Linked DNA regions of Homo sapiens: region 2 is linked to region 1. A link is a loop called in an ENCODE intact Hi-C map of the cell type or tissue named here. Cell type or tissue: GM12878. All regions are shown on one strand.

What was found. Peaks named below come from ENCODE experiments on the same cell type or tissue, not always from the same donor. Only the 100,000 strongest peaks of a DNase experiment are listed, where the experiment ranks them.
Region 2: a loop joins it to region 1, with 3.0 times the contacts of the local background. A loop is called at or near these places in 3 of 110 quality-filtered maps.

What each region holds. Positions count from the first base shown.
Region 1 is chr2:220,691,523-220,694,022 of GRCh38, forward strand. No RefSeq gene overlaps it. Among named protein-coding and RNA genes, the nearest start is that of MIR4268, 790 kb to the left of the region's middle. In GM12878, no CTCF peak of the experiment used is centred here; no DNase peak of the experiment used is centred here.
Region 2 is chr2:221,298,439-221,300,938 of GRCh38, forward strand. No RefSeq gene overlaps it. Among named protein-coding and RNA genes, the nearest start is that of EPHA4, 270 kb to the right of the region's middle. In GM12878, no CTCF peak of the experiment used is centred here; a DNase peak (open chromatin) is centred at 1,297.

The DNA of each region.
Region 1 (2,500 bases):
CAAATGATCACATTCTATCCAATGAGAGGTGAGTGGGATGATAAGCGTCACTGTAAGATCTAGTGTGTAAATCCTCTCGCCCAAGATCATCTTAGTTCTCTCCCATTTCCCTGAAGAGTACAGCCTGAATAATCCTGTAGAATGGTATCATACCAAATCAAATACCGATTGACCTCATAGGAACCAAAAATAAACTTCAACTGTATTAGGCTATTTTTGGTTACATTTTTACAGCACCTACCATTTTCTAATCAATGCAAACACATTTTTATTAAATTATTGGGTATGAATATTATTATAATTACCACTTTTTATATGATTAAACTCAGATAAGGAAAGATGAAGTAACTGCTCGAAGGTTACACAGGTAACTGATGGGGCCTAGATCTAAATCCAGACAGGCTGACCTCAAAGCTCAAATTTTAACAATAGTGCCCTCTATTATTATATTACATATTAAAATGACAACAACATATTAAAGTGATAAAAAATCAAGCAGAAACATGTTTTAAAGCTACAGTGATTGAAAGAGTGAAAGAAAACAGAGAATACTGGAGTAGAATCATGAAGCTCAGAATCAGTCCTATTTTATAACTATTGAGCCAATAATGGTAATGTTTCAAATTAGAAGTGAAAGTTACATATTTTCATACTTGTAGATATATATTATAGATGGATTAAAAATATTAAATATAAAAATAAAATCACAATAAAATTATAATAAAATGGCAGATTGTATTCTGATTTTATTTCTAACTTTTAACAAAACATTCAGTACTTAGTAATATGTTCAACAAATATGTTAACAATGAATCTGATTTTATGACTACCTGTCATCTGACTTCATGCCCCCATCCATTCACTTTGTTTCAGAAAATATGTGTTTTGCATACCTGTAGAGAAAAAAAAACCCTACTAGAGGTATAGTTTTCAGGTTCTGTGAGATTTTACGTTACAGAGGATATTTTAGTTTATTTTAGAAGTGTTAAACAGTCTTATTAAAGAGTATGAATAGAAAAAAATGTACCTGGGTAAAAATCATGAAAACTTAAATCTTATATTTCTAAGGACAGAGATCAGTTCAGAATTGTTTAGTTCATACTCATGTTCATTTTACTTATAGGATGTTTACTGCTAACATGATTAGTTGAGGCATTTGCTCAATATATTGAAAGGCAAATAAAATGTCATATTCTATGTGTTCATTAGCAGAGAGTTCAAAATGATTTTCTGTTTATTAGGTCCCCAGTTCTTCAAAATCAAAACTTGGAAAATCTACTCAGAAAATTTCTAGTGGCCAGGAATCTTTTATGAAGAAGACCTAGGGGCTTAGGTCAGTATTAGTGTTTTTAATAGAAAAATACATATATTTTATCATATGTCAATTTTTATTTCAATTAAAGAACTTATATGAGAATGCCTGAAATATCTGTGATTTTTCCCAGACCTAATATATAATCGTTTTAGCAGGATGTCAAGGATTAAAAATTTGCCACTCTTCCTCTGGAGTGGTGAGGTCTATCTTTCCTTCCCTTGAATATATCTGACCGGACGTCTAGTAGAATGCAGTGGAAGTGATGCTGTGTGGCTTTAGGAGCCAGACCTTAAGATATCTGCAGCTTGTGCTTTTGTCTTCTTAGAGTCCTGCTTCTAGAAAGCAAGCCACCATGTAAGAAGTCTGTGTTAGTTTGCTGAAGATAATAGCTTCCAAATTCATCCATGTCCCTGCAAAGGACATGGTCTCTTTCCTTTTGATGGCTGCATAGTATTCCATAGGTTATATGTACCACATTTTCTTTATCCAGTCTATCACTGATGGACATTTGGGTTGATTCCGTGTTTTTGCTGTTGTGAATGGTGCTGCATTTATTGAACATACATGTGCATGTATCTTTATAATAAAATGTATCTTTATAATCATTTAGGTATATACCCAGTAATGGAATTGCTGCATCAAATGGTATTTCCTGTTCTAAATCTTTGAGGAATCACCACACTGTCTTCCACAGTGGTTGAACTAATTTATATTCCCACCAACAGTATAAAAGCGTTAGGAAAAATAGCTAATGCATGCTGGGCTTAATACCTAGGTGATGGGTTTGTAGGTGCAGCAAACCACTATGGCATACATTTACCTATGTAAAAAACTTGCACATTCTGCACATCTACTCCAGAGCTTAAAATAAAATAAAATAAAAAGTCTGTGATGCCAGTAGCCAAAGACGTTCCTTTATGCTACCAGCCATTCCTATTATGCATGCCTTTAGGAGTTCCCTTTGCTAAAATCTGGGCTGGGCCTGTGACTTGCTCTTGATTAATAGAGAGTGGCCAGGGTGATACTGTGTCACTTGGAATTCAGGTCATAGGAAGCCTAGAAATTTCTTGTCTGAACTTTTCTAGATACACACTCTTGGGATGCTCCCTCTTAACACCCAGCTGCCATGATGTGTGAAGTCAAAGTCACATAGAGGAGGCCAGGTGTAGGTGCTCCCAGTGATGC
Region 2 (2,500 bases), 610 kb after region 1:
GGTAACTGGTTACTACAGGAGAAGGGCAGCAAAAAAACTGCAGAAATTATAGACTCAGAAAACTAGCTTTAATGTCAAACAACTTACTACAAATTACAACATGAAAATTAAATGCCTAGCATCTTAGTGAACTTAATGAGGTGAGCAACAGCTGCAAAAACTTCTAATGAAAAGTGAAAATAATTGAAAAAAGGCACTTCTTATAAAGTCAGGCTCCAGTAATGAGAACCATGGCTGCTTTGAAGCTTTCAAACAATTCATCCTGATGACCAAAAAGGATCCCTCTTGCTCGCGGAAGTCATTTTTTAGTTGTCCCCCTAAAATTCCTGGTGTGACCTTGCTGATAAAAGTGTGCTACCTTGTTAAAGAAACTCTTCTATTTAGACTCTCAGCACAAAGGTTATAGAAATCTTAGATACAATTTGCATAATCATCTGCCAGATAACTTGCAGTGTTAAAACTGTTCCCTTAAGTGTTGAAAAACATGCCTCTTGAAGATGACCACCCTGCCCTGATTTTTTAGGAAAGACTGAGTTTATAAAGTGTTCTATAGAAATCTACTGAAGTAAAATAGTCAAATTATCTTGGAGTTTAAAACCCAACATTTACCTATTCACCTATCACCTATTCTTTTTGTAATTGTGTAGGATTACAGACAAATTGGAACTCTTCTTGATAACACTTTTTCTGATTCCTTACTCATTTGTATCCAAATGATCTCCATTTCTCTAATAAGCGGGACAATTCTCTCCTTGATAAGCTTCACCCTCTGCCCCCATTTAACTGTGCACACCCCAATTTGCTCAGTGGTAAATTTTACAGGGGCCCTCTACCAGAATTAAGAATCATGAGCCTGCTTTAATTTGAAATTGCAGTCCTTTGCTACAATAAACACCCCCAAGATTTCCTCCACTGGCATTTAATAATCTGCTTAATTGCACTGGCAGACACAGGTATGGTTCATTTAAAGTCTGGCCGTTTCATTCCCCTCCTTTGTCCCCAATAATTGGTAAACAAAACAACAAAAGACTGGACATAAACGTGTTATTCTATTGTACATGATGAATGTGATTTTTACTCTCTATTACCTTTGACATTTTTCTCCTTTCCTTTTTCATTATTTTTCCCTAAAGAAATTTATAAGCCTACACCCTGGACACACTGAACTGAAACATCTACCACAAAGTGGCATCTATTTCCGACCTTGCCAACAATTTCAGCTTCCTGCTTACACTGTGCAGCTTCATTTTATGTCAATAGTGGTTTCATGCAGAGAACAAGATCTAAATGTGGAAAAGCGTTAAGAAACCATCCCCCAAATCGCTGTCACATAACTTGAAGTGGAAGGGAGCCCAAAGATCAGGAGAGAGGCACAGGATCTGAAAGCTCAGTGGGATCAGATAGACTGTACTGGAGAAAGTTTTTCAAGATCAAGTTCCTGAAATGACAATCACTCATCCCTCCCTGAGAAAGAGAAAATGCACGTGTGCTCACAGGAGCCTGCTAAGGGGTCTGGGGTTATGCAGAAACAGTTCCTTGTACTTTTTTGTACTTCTCCAGGGTATATATATTTATACAGAAACCTCCTCTTATTACATTAAAATCCGGTAACTTATCAATATATTAATTGCCATCCATGACTTGCCCTTCTTAGAAGTAGTAAGACTGAAGAATTTTCTTTTTAATTTCAAAGTTATATGCAGAACTACCTTAACTTGTTTTTATTACCTTTAATTAGCTTAATAATCTTCACATTTCCTTGTTGAATAACTGCTAACTTAATGTGTTGCCATAATGCATTTTTAAATTACTGCTTTAAAACATTCAGTGCTGATTTCCAGTTTCCACTCACTGTATTAATTATCTATAAATATGTGTGAGATTTCCTTCAGCAGATTTTCACAATCTCCTTATTATTACTATATAGACAATTTAAGGTGCTACAACAATTAAAAGTTCAACATCCCTGTAATTTACTCAACCATATAATTGATATTTATAAGCTCAGCAAACCTGGTAGGAAAGAAAAACATTAGCCAGCCCCGTTCAAGTTCACAGACCTTTAATTTGGATATAAGCGTCGGGATCTTGGTTGTAGAAACTAACAGTCCCACCCTCCTTTGTGCTCAGATATTTGTGCCTTTCAGGACACTGTTTCTCCTTTTTAAGCAAGAGATGGTTTTCTTGAGCCCATTTATTCTTGTAAGCATGAGTTGAAGAGGAAAGTGAACAAACCGATTTGTGAGTTGGGTGCAGGAAATGGACAGTTGTTGGACTCTCTTCAGCATTAACAGAGTAGAATGAAAAATAAAATGCCTAACTCCTAGCACTTGTTATACAATGAGGAATGTGCCACTTACAGTCACAGAACCTCTATTCTCTCATCCATACAATGGACATAAGATTTGCTCAAAATAAAGCTGAGCACCCTTGTGAAGAACTGAGGCTATATAAATACAATGCTTTGAAAACAGTGAAACGCTGAAAATGTGAAGATATG